Linked DNA regions of Homo sapiens: region 2 is linked to region 1. A link is an interaction called in ENCODE POLR2A ChIA-PET data of the cell type or tissue named here. Cell type or tissue: GM12878. All regions are shown on one strand.

Region 1 (8,000 bases):
AAGCTGAGGCAGACAGAAGGGACCTGACCTCAGCTGGCAGCGGCTAAGACAAAATGAACATCTGGGTCCCAAACAGCCCCATCCAATCCCCTCCACTAGAGCAACTCAGGGCCATGGGGAGGAAGAGAGAAGGGGAATGAGCCCAGCCAGCTCTAGGCTGTGATCAATCACTCCCCTTTCCCAAACCTCAGCTTACCTATCTGTGCAGTGGGGACAGTCCCTATGCCAGCTCCTAATGCAGGGTGGAAATCTGGGACCCCATCCCCCCTGGTCCAGTCCTGGACCTAGCCATCCGCCGGCCTCTCCTCTTCCCAGGGCCAACCAACTTTCCATTGCTGATGGATTTAGCCAAGAATTTGACATCCACTGAGAGCTGGGGCAGGCAGAGAGGATAGTGAGTCCAGCTGTGGGCCTTGGGCGAGTTCCCCTCTCTGAGTAGTAACGGTTCATTCCTGTCCTAGAGGGAGGTGTGTGGTTTGAGTAGCAAAACACACAATAAAGGGAAGTGTGGTGATCATTATTGCCGTGAGAAGGCCCTGGGCCACATGGAGCTGGAAGGGGGGTGTATAGATGTACAGACAGAGGTGAGAAGGAAAGGTGCTAGGCGCTATAGGAAGGGGTCTGTCCCCAGGGGCCAGGCATGGGACATGTGGCAACACCATCGTGGTCTCAGACAGAACCAGGCAGGGCCTCACACCTGGGCTGGCTCCCTGGCTCTCTTCCCACAGGAATATAGGAGCTCAGAGAGAGGCTGCCTCCTTCCCTGGGCGACCCAGCAAACCAGGCACTGCACTAAGAGATATGGGCCTGGAGAGCCTCTGGGTGTCCAGAGGAAAAGGGGACTATTTGTTCCCCAGTAGGAAAATTGATATGTAAATAAGCAGCCACTGGCCTGACCCAAGCCTCCTGGGAGGCCGCCCTCAGGTCGCCTGGGCCCCATCCCCTGGTCTCCTGTTTGCCGATCATGTGTGATCCTGAGAACACAGGAGACAGAGTATCTCTTTCTACAGATCTGGAAATTGAGGCTCAGGGGGGTTAGTAACGTGCCCAGGGAGGGTCACAAGTTGGAACTGGCAGAGTCTGATTAAATCAGCTGATTCTGTCCCTGTGCCCAGTCCTTGGCCCATTATCCGCCGAGGACACCCCCTACCTAGAGCTACCTATAGTTCAGGCCTTAGGCCAAGGCCCAACCCGGCGCCCTACTCAAGCGGGTTGGGGTAGGTGGAGGCAGAACATAGCCTGAGCCCACTGCAGGGAAGATGAGGGACTGGCATTTCCTGAGTACCATGAACCCCCAGGCACCAGTGCTAGATGTTTTGCACTTTATCTCCTAAAAGTATCAGAAGCTATCAACGAGGAAAGTAGCTTCCTTACTTTTCGACGAAGGAAACCAGGGTTCAGAGAAGATAAGTGACTTGCTGAAAGTCACAAGCCTGAGAGTTACAGGTCTGAGGCTAACCTTTCCCTAGCATGCATAGACTCAGCTGCATGCCCTGCCAGACCCTGCAGGGGCTTGGACCCACACCAGCCACAGGCCCTGCTCTCATGCCTCACTGGGGAGTTAACCAACCCGGTCAGCCAGTTCACCCACTGCACAGAACCCGAGAGAGTTGAGTCGGCTTGGCCAGAGGAGCAAGTCTTCCCTGAGGGAAGAAGGTGGCTGGAGCCAGGTGTAGAAGAATGAGGAAGACAGGAGGAAGTGATGGCATTCAGGTGAAACTGCAGGGCCCAGGCACCCATGTGTGAGAGTCTGGAAAATTCTGCATGATACATTTTAGAGGACAAGCACAGTTCCCAGGAGAAGCAAGCAGCCGAGCTGGGAGGAAAACCTGGGCTGAACCCCTCCTTCCCCACAGCACCAAGGACCTCACGTGCAAGGCCTGGGCAGGAGTCAGAAACAGAGACAGCCTGGACTACCCTATCTTGCCTCCCCATGGGTTCTTGGCCAACAGCGAAGATCCCAGGCCAGCCCTTCCTGGGATCCTGGGCCCCTTGTACCCAGGACCCACCAGCCCAGCTAAGAGCTCTGGGATCCTTCATCCTAAGGCTGAGAATAGAGAGAAAGAGTTCTCCCGTCTTAGGGGCTGGGCTCAAGATGGGCAGCAAAGACAACCCAGGTTCCAGTCTTAGCTCTTGTACCATCCCTCAACTGCCCACGGGATCCTGGGCAACTCCCTGCCCTGTCATCCTCATCCTCTGTGAAAATGGGCTTAGTAATAATGCCCGCCCTATTTCACAGGGTGCTGGAAGGCTTGAGGGACGGAGAATAAGTACATGAGAAAATGTCCACTGCCAAGAGCTGTAAAGCATAAGGGATCATTATGAGAAAGGAGGACTCAGATGTCCCAAACTGGGCAGTGACTTGCCCCCAGGCCACACAGCCAGGCAGCAGCAGAGCAGGATTTGAAAGGGGTCTCCCGGTGACCAGCCAGTGCCCTCCCACTGCAAGACCCTGAATCCCAAGAGAGCTTTGACCCTTGGGCTGACCGTCTCTGCGTGGATGGCGGGTGGGGCAGAGGCTGCTTACTCCACATCCCGGCTCCCTCCAGAACAGGACCTGCTGCCATCCCAGACCAGACCCCAGCCTTGAGTTTGAAATCAAAAGCCCAGCTCTGCCCCTTTCAGTTCTGTGAACTTGGGTAAGTTGTTTTACCTCCTGGACCCTCAGTTTCCTCATCTGTACAATGGGACCTGATGTTAACCCCTACCTGGGGTGGCTGACCTGACATTATGGCTGCAAAGTGTCCAGGACAGGGCCTGGTACACATTAGATGCTCAACAACTGAGGCTTTTCTCTTTTCCCTCTGTTGTGCCTGCCAGACGAAGCCCAGGCTTGACAGGAGAAAGTTCCTGGCTTCCTAGAAAACCTGCCCAGAACAATAACTGGGAACATAAACTGCTGGAGAACACTAGACCTTGGAAGAAGATCACGTTACTGAAGTGTCAGTCAGGGGATAAGAAGTGGAGCAAGATCCTAGCGCAGAGATGGTGTGGAGGAATCTGCCTCCCCAGGCCTCTCACTTGGGGCCGGTGCAGTGTTCAGGGAAGGCATCTCTGCTTCCGCACCAGACCTGCACTGGAGAAGTCAAGGTGGGGAACGTGACAGCGCCAGGGTTCCAGTACTAGCCCTCCTACTTTCAACATCCTTAGACACAGCATGTCACTTGTCAGAGACTCAATTTTCTTTTCCGTAAAACGGGGATGCTGATAATCCTCTTGTCCTCCTGCACAGAAAGTTCCCAATATATACAAAGGACACATGGGAGAAGGGGTGGTGAGGTGGGGGTAGGAGGGGAAGGTGAGTTCAGGCCTCACAAGATGAGCCTTTATTAAACAGGACAAGGTTCCTACTGTCAGCAACACCAGGAGCTGAAACTCACCACAGAACCCCACCCTGCCCCATCCCACTACTTTACTGGTACCCAAAGTGTGGTCCAGGGCCAGCAGATGCAGCGTCCCCTGGGAACGTGTTAGCAATGCACATTCTCAGGCAGTACCCCAGACCCACAGAATCAGAAACCTGGGGGTGGGGCCAAGCAATCTGTGCTTTCATAAGCCATCCAAGGGACTGATGCATGTCAGAGTTTGAGAACCACTGCAACACCCACCACCTACTCTGGAGAAACTTTCCCCCACTGACTCATCTTCCCACCTCCTCCTTTCCAGGAGACTGTTGGGGAGGAAGGAGTCACTGTGGGGAGAGGTCATTAAATAGTAAAGAGAGCCCATGATTAGTTAATGACACCACAGGCTCCCAGAGAGGAGAGGGTCAAAATCAGACTGTAATTGAAGAGAAAACACTCCCCTATATCTATCTGCCTTTCTCCATCTCCTTCTCTTTCACAGATACACATACCCTAAAAGCCTGCTCCTCCTCCTCCTGTGGGTAGGCCAACTAGCACCAGGGACAGACAGAACGCTCCCCCACCAGTAGGGCTGAAGCGAAACTGGGAGACTGGTTATGGTGGGAGATTCTGGTCCTCTGACCTTGAGTTTAAAAACCATCTGAGCTGGAAAGCCACTTCTAGAAATTCATTCCATGGAGCTCATTAGAGTTGAGTACAAAATATACATAGGGACAAGGCGATCATTATAGCAATGTGGATACTAATGAAAAATTCAAAGGGCCTAAATGTGCAATGGCTGGGGAATGCTTAACCAGGTCACAGAAGATTCCTATGGTGCAATACTACAGAGCTGGGAAACTTGCTGGAGAAGAATGCTCAATCACATGGGAAAACCCTCCCTATACAGCACTCAGTCAAAAGTGGCAGTGCAGGAAGTGGTTTGTGTGGTACAATCCCAATCTTGTATGTGTGTGTCTTTAAGGCCAAAACACCAAACTGCTCACGGCAGTTATCTCTGAGCAGTTATTTCCTCCTGCAGGTCTGTTCTTTACCGCCTGAATTTTTCCACACACACAAAAAAAACCCTCTTTCTTCAATAATCAGAAAGTTTGGGGGGTTTTTTGGGGTAGCCATTTGGTTTAGATAAAGTTTTTAAAAGAAAAATCTCCTTCCTATGTCAGAATCGCTGGCCTGGGGTCTTCTGCTACAAGATTTGGTCCCACCAGGGTGTTTCCACATTGTGTGTAATTCCAACAAGCAAGATCAGGATCAAAATGGGGAAGCCAAGGGTGGGTGGGTTTGCTCAGATTCTATCCCCTATTTTCTAAGAGTCAGTTCTTTCCAGAAATAAAAAATCATGAGCTTTCCAAGCCTTGAGGTGTGCGAGCAAAGGCTGGATGTGGTCCATGGGATCAGACTGGGCAGGTAGGTTGACTGGATGGACCACAGAGCTTCTCACAACACCAAGATCCTGTGACTCTAGACGTAAGCCCTCAACTTTGCCCTCAACTCTATGCCAAGAGCACCCAGCTCAAGGCTGGGTTCAGATAGTCTGGGGACCAAGACTACAGAGAATCTAAGTCTTCTGCTGACCCCCCAGCAGAGCTTCAAGCAACCCCGGAAAGCTCCCTCACTCCAGATCAGGGACCTCAGCCTTCGGACAGGAAGACTCCCTATCATTTCCCCAGAAGTAATGACAGGAGCAGCCTTTGCTCATCATCACCACCCTTAACCTCTGGCTTCATTGAGGGTGCACTCTTCCCTGGGCCTGCCACGAAGCATTTTACCAGCATTATCTCATTTAATCCTCATAAAAACCAAGACTCTGAGAGGCCAAGAAACTTGCCCAGAGGTGAACAGACACTGTGCCCATAGCTAGGCCTGGCTGACATCAATGCCTGAGAAGCTAGAACCCCAAGCTGTAGGCACAGCCCCAGTGTTTCCCTGACTGCAACTTGCAGGGATGGTTAGGGATTCCTGATAGGCACACATTTTGAGAACCACAGTGCCATGCCATACCGTCTCCTGGCAAACAAGGAGACTTGCTCAACCATGCCAGGAGAGGGTGTGGGGCAGAGAAAGCAGATAAGAGGGGCTTTCGGATGGAAAATAAGTGACTAGTTCAGAGTAGAGGACACATCCTCCCTGCCTCAGTTACTCCACTGCTGTGTGTTCAGAAAGGCCAGGGGTCAGGGAGGTGGGCTATCTACATGTCCAAAGGTGACTCAAGGCCTAGACACCCACTTGCTCCATGACCTCAGATAAATCAAACCTCCCCTGCCAAGTTTCTATTTCCTCTATATACGATGATGTCTCATAGGTCCCACTGCAAAAGCATTCTTATATTCCACCTTTTAAGACAGTGAGTGGGAGGTGGTTTTCCAACTGTACTAGTATAATTTACCAATTGTTATTATCAGCAACAACAAACATTTATTGAGTGCTTACGTCATACCAGGTATCATTCAAAACGGTTTATGTGTACACGTGGGAACACATACTCCCCTCTCCGTTTGTTTCCCAGTGGAGGGACCTCTGCCAGGGAAACACCTCAGGCCTCGCTCTGCGCTCCCCTACCAAATCCCCGCTTCACGCCACGCCCTGGGAGGCTTATGATTGGTTCGTCTTAGAGACACATAGGGCAGACTCAGTGGGGCCCCGCCCCTCGCAGAGCCAAATTGCCCGCAGGGAGAGTTCTGTCTGGGCTGTTCTCTGCTCCTGCTACCTGGTCCTGCAGGAGGCTGCCTCCTGTCCAGCACGTCCTGTGGCGGGACGGGTAACTCTGCCAGGTCCAGGACAGGCCAGTCAGCAAGCCCTCTGGACCCCAGATGTAAAGCCACCTTCTTCCACCGGCTTCCATTTAGAGCTCCATATTCAATATGTGTTTAGCTCATTTAACCCTCACAGCAGCCCATCCCTATTTCACAGATGAGGAAACTGAGGCTCAGAATGGTCATTAAGGAACTTGATCTCAACTACTGTTCAAAAGCTTTCTACACACCACCCAACGCTCAGGGTGTGCCCACCGCATGGGAAGGCGGATTACACTCCTATTCATATCTAACTCTTGTCTCCCAGCCTGGGCGGCTGCGGACAATGGACGCTCCTACCATAGGCACTCCCTCCAAGTCTTCTGAGGCTTGTCAAATTGATATTCACTTCAAACCAACATCCCATCCCTCCTTCGAAAAAAATATGATTTATTCACAAAAAGAACTTCAATATGATCCCAAGTTCATATAATACATTTTTGTTCAAATATGTGTGGTATGTTTTTTATAGCTTCATTGTATGAATGGGTTTTTTCTTGAGCATAAAAAAATATGGGCTCACTGTAGATTTGGAAAATAGGGGAAAGTAAAAAGATAATAAAGGTCTGTAATCTAATCTATATAATTGTATTTCGTAACGGGTACGTTACATGTAGTTGCCTGTATTTTGGCCTGATAGAGTAGAGTTGTAGGGGAGCAGCTCTGCCATTCAGTCTCTGCAATGCTTTAGGGCAGCAGCTGGGACCTGCCCACACTACAGCCTTCCTTCCTTCCTAGGCTGCAGGAGAATAAGCCAGGCCCCCAGGAGTCCTTCCCCTGAATAAAACCCTGCAGCCGTCCACTGTGGCATCACATGTGCCTCACTTACAAAAGCCAAGTGCAGCAAATGCAAGATAATATAGTTTTGTAGCCCAAGAAGGGCTATAACTTACCCAAGATAACACAGCAAGTAAAAGATGAGCTGGGAACGGAGCCCAGGTCCCCTGATCTCCAGACTCAAGCTCTTCAAAGACTTACATCCTGCTTCCTATTAACAGCACTACCAAAAACACCGAGCACAGTAGATCATGCCTGTAATCCCTTTGGGAGGCCAAGGCTGGAGGATCACTTGAGGCCAGGAGTTTGAGAGCAGCCTGATCAATATGGTGAAATCCTATCTCTACTAAAAATACAAAAATTAGCCTGGTGTGGTGGTGCATGCCTGAAATTCCAGCTACTCAGGAGGCTGAGACACGAGAATCACTTGAACCCGGGAGGTGGAGGTTGCAGTGAGCCAAGATTGCACCACTGCACTCCAGCCTCAGCAATACAGTGAGACTCTGTCTCAAAAAAAAATAAAAATAAAAATAAAACACTACCAAAAGCAGCAGGAACATATATAGCACTAACTATGTGCCAGGCGCTGTCTTAAATGCTTCATATGCATTAGCTCATATATCATTCTCAAACAACCCTATGAGATGAGTACTATTATTGTCTCCATTTTATAGATGCTGAAACTGATGCACAGAGCGGTAAGACACAAAGTCACGCCTAGCTGGTAAGTAGCAGAGGCGGGAATCATCCTTAGGCAATTTGATTCCAGAGTCTGTGATCTTGCCCAGGCTTTCTTCCCCACTCCCCCAGGCCCAAGCCCAGCTGGGACTCAGGAAGGCTTCTGGAACACTTGCTGCCTAAAAGGAAGAAAACCTGCCTAGAAGTCACCTCTCTGGCCAAGGTCATGCTGTAGCTCCATGGCAGAGCCAGGATTTGAACCCGGGCTTCCTAATGCCCAACTACCAGGGCATTGTTCACTTCTCCACATTGACACTGAGAGCCAAGGCCCAGAACTCTGAACAACTCCCACACCAGATCACCCTTCCACACAGCAGGGAAAGTCAAG
Region 2 (8,000 bases), 330 kb before region 1:
GACCTAGGTCCCCTCCACCTTTTTGAGAGGGGCTGACCCACCCCAGGGCCTGTGTAAAATGTCTCTCCTAAGAAGGTGGGCTCTTCAGAGTGGGGTGGGCACTGCTGGGGGCCCCCTTCCATGAAAGCCTGGCTGGCAGGTACCCCTGCCTCTAGCGCCGGCCCCTGTGCTCGCCCCAGGGACTCAGCCCAGTGTGACTATTTCAAAGCAGCAGCCAGTTCTGCCCACCCAGCAGAGGCCTGGGAAGACCCAGGAATACTTACAAATATGAAGAAATTGAATACAAACATCAGATACTTCATGCAGCTCAGACAGTCGCCTTCCATGGTGCTCCACCTAGAAATACAAGGCCACCTCAGTCTTCCCGATGGGGGACCCCACCCAGGAAGAACCCCAGCCCCTCCCCAGGGGTTCCCCGCAGCCAGCCCCACCCTTGCAAAGGCTGGAAGAAGATGGAGGCCGATGATAGAGATGAGCATGCTGGAGCCAGCCTGCCTGGGTTTCAGCCTTGGCTCTAGCTTTCATTCGCTATGTGACCTTGGGCAAATTACTCTACCTCTCTGAGTCTTGCTCTCTCTGACTTTAAAGCGGAGATTAGGAACAGAACCTTCCTCCTAGCAGTGTTGTGAAGATGAACTGAAATCCCACAGTAACATGCTTAGCACATCGTCGGGCACGTGGTAAGTGCTCAGCAGTCCCGCTTCACGTTGTTGCTCTACTGCAGGTGTGAGCTGGCCATTTCATAGATGAGAAAACCAAGGCCCAGAGCCTGGACCAGAAGCCAGGCCTGACAAACTTCCCACCAACCCACACACCCTCCAGCCACAGAACAGACCAGGGCGGTTGCTTGGTGCCAGCGAGATGGGGTGTTGCAGGGAAAAGGAGAGCAGCCTACCTGGGGATCTAAAACCTGCTTCTGGGGCCAAAGCCTCCCTGAGCCTTGGCTACCTCTACTCTGAGACCTCTAGCATCCCACCTCCCTGGGAGCCCTTCCTGTCTTCACCTAAAAGTATACCCATGGCAGCAAGTCATTGAACACAATTCCATTCAGCCAACATTGATTGAGCATCCGCTGCTTGCCAGGCACAGCCGGGGCTGCACTGAGATGCAAATGTCCCCCATCCCCCAGGGGAAACTGACAGCATCTGCTCTCATGAGTCAGACCTCAAGGTGCACAAGACATGTTTACATTCCATATTCGTTATTTTCACATTTTCTTCATAACGGCTCTGAGGAGAGACTCAGGGCAGGGATTAGAGATCCATGAGACAGGTGGGGAAACCGAGACTCAGAATGAAAACGACATGTCCGATGTCCCACAGCTAGTAAGGGGAAGGGCCAGAACTCAAGCCAGTCCTGAGCTGCCGGCACTGCAGGTGCTTCCAGCAGGGGGTTTGTACCTCCATGACAGGACTCAGTGCAAAGGGTTCTGGGAATATGTGTTGGGGTGTGGATGGATGTAGGGGAGATGGTGTCTGATTACTTTCTGCAGCTCCCGCTTCCTCCCACAGGACATGGCTGTACTCTATCTTCTTCTTCCACAAAATAAGGTTGCTAAGTCTGACTCAAAGGGTTTCTGGGAGGCTTATTATTAATATTAATAATAGTAAAATGTGTATCAAAGCATCACATTGGACTCCATAAACATATACAATTATTATTCATCAATTTAAAATGAAGTCAGGAAAACAGTAATAATCGTAGCCACTGTTTGGGGATCCAGCACTGTGCCCAGGGTTTTGCGCATATTATCTCGTTTAATCCTTGTAACCACCAAGGAGGTATGTACTCTGATGACCACACATCCTTCCATCAGCCCAGCCCTCAGAAGGGTTAAGGGATTTGTCCAAGGCCACACAGCTTGTAGGAAGCACTGACAAGGCCCATGGCACATAATAGGCCTCAGCAACTCTGTCCCCTCCTCGCCCTCGCCCAAAACCACAATCCAACACTCTCCTCAGCAGCCAGACCAGCACCCTCGTATCATAAGGAACAGATGGAGCAGAGCGGTGCCTGCCTCTCACCTGCTGGGCCACTCCACCCCTCTCCTAATCAGTGATGACAGCACCACTCCAGGCTGCATTTTGGTCTGAGCTAGAGGTGTTTTTGTTTGTTTGTTTGTTTGTTTTTAAGTGCATTTGAATCCATGGAGAGAGGAGCACAGACAGAGCCAGCTGGTGGGGAGTCGACACAGGAAAGGTTCCTGGTCTCAGGGGTGGTGCCTTGCGTCCCTCCTCTCGTTGTTTCTGCCAAGGTGCCAGATGTCTGTCCACCAGCTGAGCTTGGCCAGGCAGACATGGCTAAGGTGCCTGGAGCCCAAGAGGAAGGTCTGACAGGCACATCGGCTTTGGATTTGGCACTGGCCCTGGGGCCGGAGGGCTTTCCTCCCTAAAGGGACACCTCCTCCTTGCTGCTCTACTGGTCCCTATTGCAACTTGGAAAAATGCTGAGCAGGGGAGGCACAGGCGGGGCCACTCAGCATCAAAGTCAGGAGGGGAAGACACTCAGAGCCCACCTGGGACATCCTCCTTCTTCTCTTACTAGGAAGGGGAAACTGAGGCACCAAGTTACCTGGTGAGGAATGCAAGGGAAAAAATCATGGGGTGAACCTGACCCAGGGACTCCAGGCTCCAAGCCTTTGTCCTTCCAACAGTGCCCCAAGGGTTTCTCTTAAATTGTGTTGGGGTAATGGGAAATCAGGGTTTTCCTGAGATCATCCACCCAAGTCTCCACCCCTACAAATAATACTATTTATTGAGCATTTACTATGTGCCAGCTCCGTCCTGATACTTTACATTTACTAACTCATAACAACCCATGAGATTAATACTCTTATTATCCTTATTTTCCAGAGGTGGAAACTGAGTCAGACAGAGGCGAGGTGACTTGTCTGAGGTCACAGCTAGTGAGTGGTGAAGCCAAGATTGGAACCCAGGCAATCCAGCTTGGAAGGACAAAGGATGGTGTGTGTGTGATGGGGTGGGGGGCGGATTTGTCTTTACTTCAGTGAGCATGGCCTGAATTCAAGACATGCCATCTGCCTTTGGAGGTAAAATCGGATGACATCATCCTCTCTATCACAGGGGTCTCTGAAACATCTCCAGCCTCAGCCCTGCTCCTGGCCTTCTCTCTCATCCAGACATGGCTGCAGCCTCTGGGCTGGGACTGGCCTCCCTACCTCCCCTTCAATCCAGTGCTTCCCTGCTGCCAGAAGGAGCTTTCCAGAAAGCACATGTCACCACAGCCCTCTCTTGCTGGAACCCAACCTCTACAGGAGACCAAGCTGCCTCCTACAGACCACAGGACCTCCAAGACTCACCATCGCCACCTCTTGTTATTCCTGCCCTGACTTTCCTATCACCACCATCAAAGGAGAGTCCCCCAGAGGTATGTCCCTGACGCTTACTTGGTGCCTCTGCTCATGCTGATCCCTTCTGTTTGGATTGCCTTTCCAACTATGCCAGTCCCACTTAATTCCTATTCATCCTTTAAGACTCGTCACAGGCATCACCTCCGCCAGGAAGCCTTCCCTGATTCCCCCCTCCTGCCCCCATCAAGCCAAGCTCAGTGCCTTCCCCTAGTATAATATCCCACGGCTTCTGCTGACATCTACCACTGCCCCCACCAAAATATATACCATAACATCATCAGCCAGCGTTCCTGGTGAATCCCAGAGGAGCAGAGTCGTGGCTGTGCCCTCCTGGGACACAGTAGGGTTGCACTTGGTTTGGACTGAGTAAAACCCTCCACATAGGGAGTGTTAATTCAGCAGTGTGAAGGAAGCCTGGTGCTGGGCTAAGGCATGCTTCCAGTCATTCGTATCCTCCTCGCCTCCAACAGCTAGAAAGTGGAGCAACAAGGATTCAAACCCACAGTCGTGTTCTCCTGTGCTCCGTTTCCTCTCTCTGTTGTACCCTCTCCTGGGTGAGGACAGCCCAGGACAGGCCCCCCTAATGCCCCGCTTGCTCACCCTTCTCTCCTCAGGTCTTCCTGAGGCCTGAAAGCCTAGAGCTGCCTGCTTTGGTGCCTGCCTGGGATGGGAGGCACCAGGACAACCTATCCCTTCCTTTTCTCCAGGCCCTGCCCTCCCAGAGGGCAGTGGGCAGGGCTGAGATTCAGTGGGGACCCATAGGGATGGCTGTCCTGCTGTCTGGCCAGCATCTCTTCTGGTTGGTTCATGCCAGTGCATACTGGCTGTTAAGCATCTCAACCATCATCACTGACTGTGGGGCCTTTGGCTCTTCCTTCGTCACCAAGCCCAGGCTCTCTTCCTACAGAACGGTCCCCCAGGATACCATTTCCAGGCCAGCTTGCCAGCTACATCCCTCACATCATCCCTGACTTTCTAGAAGGAACATCTAACCTGCATCCAACCAGCATGGTCCTAAGCATGGGCTCTGAAGTCAGACACAACTGGGTTCGAATCCCAGCCCATCACCTTTTCTACCTCTGTGTCTTTGGGCAAGTGACTTAGCCTCTTGGAACTTCAGTTTCTTCACCTATAAAAACATCCAGTGTAAAGGGCTCCCCGCTGTACCTGCACAGAGCAGGATGGACAGCTCTTATCACGTCTACACCTAACTCTGCCTTCATAGGTTACTCATAGGCCTGCTGTTCCCTGTTAGACCATAAACCCAGGACAATGCCTTGCACCCCGGAGCTTTCTATTCTGACCCATCTCTCCTTTCAGCTCTTGGCTGACTTCAGCTCCGTGCATCTTCAGTCACCCTGTGCCCTTTGGAAAGGGAAAAGAGGATAGGAAAGAACATTTATTGAGCACTGACTCATGGCCAGTCACATGCCAACTCCGCAGAACTGACTGCCTTTAATCTCTCAACAAGCCCCTAAAGCAGGACGTACTATGCCCATTTTACAGAAGAGGACACTGAAGCTCAGAGGGGTCAAGTAACCTGGCCAGTATCACACAGCTTGTATGCACAGACTGGGCTTCAAAAACACCACTCACCCAACTCCACATCCTGTGCTCTACCTGATCCAGGAGCAGATGTTCAAGCAGAGAGTTGGGCACAAGGAGCACTGGCCTAGGAGTCTGGAGCCCAGGCTTCTGCTCTGTAAGTCACTGTTGTGTGACCTTGGGCAAATCACTTTCTGTCTCTGGCCTCAGTGCCTTCTTGTGTCAAATGGCAGAGCAGGAATCTGATGGCCTGACTGTTTCCTCTGCCAGGCCCTGACTTGGATGAATGGGCCTTTGGAGGCAGAGCAGCCACAACAGCGAGAGGCTGAGTAGTCCTGTGCAGGAGGCCAGGCTCTGCCATCCCTCCCTCTGCCCACCCAGGCAGAGCTTCTCTCCAGGGTAGGATCCAGCTTCAGCCGGCTCTGGCTCTTTAGCAATTAAGGGGTGTAATAAATATGGCAGCTCATAAACGGACTACCTGTATTTATTGTGTACCACATTCATTGCAGATTACATCTCATGGCCCGGGCTTGCGGAGTGCTGGGCTCCCAGACAAATGCAATCAAAGGAGACATGTCTCCTGGGAAGAGCCTCCCACAACCTCAAAGGTGAGTCAGGTAGGAAAATAGATGATGTGAGCCTGGGGGCCGGTGAAGAATATGGAGGCCCGGGTTCCAGTTTCAGAGCAGGGTGGATGAGTAAAAAGAGGGCTTTGGTGCCCAACAGGGGATTGTGTCCCAGCTCTGCCAAGCTTAGCTGGTGGGGCAAGTTACTAAACTGCATACAACTGAATTCCTTCTCTGTAAAGTCAGGATAAAAACAATGCCTTCCTCGGCCGGGCGCGGTGGCTCACGCTTGTAATCCCAGCACTTTGGGAGGCTGAGGCGGGCAGATCACCTGAGGTCAGGAGTTTGAGACCAACTTGGCCAACATGGCAAAACCCTGTCTCTACTAAAAATAACAAAAATTAGCTGGGGGTGGTGGCAGGAACCTGTAATCCCAGCAACTCGGGAGGCTGAGGCAGGAGAATTGCTTGAACCCAGGAGGAAGAGGTGGCAGTGAGCCGAGATCATGCCATTGCACTCAGCCTGGGCAACAAGAGTGAAATTCCATCTCAAAAAAAAAAAAAAAAAAAAAAAAAAAAAAAGCCTTCCTCAAGTTGTATGGAAAATACTGAGCACAGGGCTTGGCACATGGTAGCTAATAATAGTAACCACTGGCATACACTGAGTTCTTACTATGTGCCAGGGAACACACACAATTTCATTGAATCCTTGTAAAGCTCTGGGAAGTAGGTAATGTCATTCTATTTTTCAGAGGAGGGAACTGAGGCTCGGAGAGGTGGAATCACTTGTCTAAGGTCACACAGTACAGAAGTGCCTGAGCCAGAATTTGAACCCACGCCTGTCTTAATCTGGGGCCACAACTCCTAATCAGCATTCTCAATGAATGAGAATTCCCTTGCCCCATTCATCCATCCTCCTCCAAAGTGCAGACCTGTCTTCACACCACCTATGCCATTTGATCTCCCATTATTCTCCAGCAGGGACAGCCTCCCAGGCCATCACCCACCGCCAGGCTGAAGCCTAGAGACCAGGGCTTGCCTGCTCCATCCCCTATAGAGGCCTACTGAATGTGGGGACACACCTCCACAGCCAATTGGTCAGACTAGAGTGACAGACACATGGGACCTCCAATCCCTGCCTGGCTGTTAGCTCCACCCATCCATGGATGACTTCTAGAAGTTAACTTCACGGCACAGTTTCCTAACTTACTTCTAAAGGGAGGGAAACCATGGAGAATCTCTGGAGGGTGGGGCGAGAAGAAAATTGAGACTATGAGGTCCAAGAGCTTTGTTATTGCTCAAAAAAGCGGCACTTAGAAAGGAGATGGTGGGCCTGTCTGCTGTGGGACATGATGCCCTCCCTGGGGCCAGTGGTGGGAGGCCCATCAAAGTCTCCCAATTTCCCTGAGCTAAAGGGTCCCTGAAGGGAGAGTAGCAGTGTGGGTGGGGCCTGTAGGGTCAGGTGGGACCCGGCCTATCACTTTCTTGCCTCATGACTATGGGTGAACTACATAACCTTTCCAGGCCTTTGCTTTCATGCCTGCAAAATGGGGACAGGAATGCTGACTTCCTCTAGAAATTGTGCTGAGCATGAAATGGTATCATAGAGGTACAGTCCCTCATACAGCACTTGACACATGGTGGCTCCATCCTGGCTCTGGGCTCTGTTCCTCCCTCCTGCCCCGCCACAAGGTGGCTCCTCCCAGCTGCTCTCCTAGACACCAGGCACATCAGCTTCAGCCTCAGGAGAGGGGAGGACTCTGGGGTGGAGGATTTTGAAGCAGGGAGAGTGACTGTGTTCAATGGTGCTCAAACTGGGTTCCTGAGACTAGCAACATCCTAAAGTTATTTTCAATATTTCAAATAACATCTCAGACATCAACCTCTCACCATGGGCTGACTCAAGGGGCAAGTGTCTTGGGTTTTGGAGCAATTAGACTACCCCCAGGTGGGGACCTTGTTTATTGGGTTGTTCAGAATATCTGGCCACCATGTCTGTATGACTTTGCAGAACAAAAACGAACATGCTATTTGGTGCATAAAATTCTTTAAATCCTGGGGCTCAGAGGGATGAAATGCAGGAGTCAGCATCAGAGGCAAGCTTGACTTAGTGGGAATTCCACTCCCTGTTTGTACCCGGAAAGCACTGGAGAGCAGTTTAGGTGCTGTGGTCTCCCTGTCCTTCCATGTGACGTCTGCCTCAGGATCTGCTCTGTGGATCCTGTGGTCTGAAGGTTCATGTGCCTGTCACAGCAACCCTCATCTGGCCATGGGAAGGTCCTGTGCTTACAGATGGGTGTCTAATACAACATGACCCTCAGATGCAGCCAACTGTTTCGTGTAAAACAAAACCAGGTGTTTAAGGATGCTATGGTTTGAATGTGACACACATTCAAAAGTCATATTGAAACTTAATACCAGATGTAACATAATGAAGAGGTGGGGCCTTTAAGAGGTGATCGGATCTCAAGGGTTCTGCCCTCATGACTGGATCAATCCACTCATGGATTAATGGGTTAT

What was found. Peaks named below come from ENCODE experiments on the same cell type or tissue, not always from the same donor. Only the 100,000 strongest peaks of a DNase experiment are listed, where the experiment ranks them.
Region 2: POLR2A ChIA-PET joins it to region 1 with 7 read pairs; 3 of 35 experiments call an interaction of 5 or more read pairs at or near these places.

Annotation. Positions count from the first base shown.
Region 1 is chr11:44,571,037-44,579,036 of GRCh38, reverse strand. All of the region lies in intron 1 of CD82 (CD82 molecule), which reads right to left. Among named protein-coding and RNA genes, the nearest start is that of CD82, 9.4 kb to the right of the region's middle. RefSeq lists an enhancer at 1,596-1,645. In GM12878, no CTCF peak of the experiment used is centred here; DNase peaks (open chromatin) are centred at 3,624 and 4,276; H3K4me3 peaks cover 3,715 bases; H3K27ac peaks cover 6,746 bases.
Region 2 is chr11:44,898,743-44,906,742 of GRCh38, reverse strand. It overlaps TSPAN18 (tetraspanin 18), which reads right to left. Exons shown (of 10, transcript NM_130783.5): 4 at 264-336. The coding sequence starts at 326. It overlaps LOC124902664 (a long non-coding RNA gene), which reads left to right and starts at 2,904. Exons shown (of 3, transcript XR_007062659.1): 1 at 2,904-2,963; 2 at 3,084-3,387; 3 at 5,425-5,605. In GM12878, no CTCF peak of the experiment used is centred here; a DNase peak (open chromatin) is centred at 6,556; H3K27me3 peaks cover 369 bases.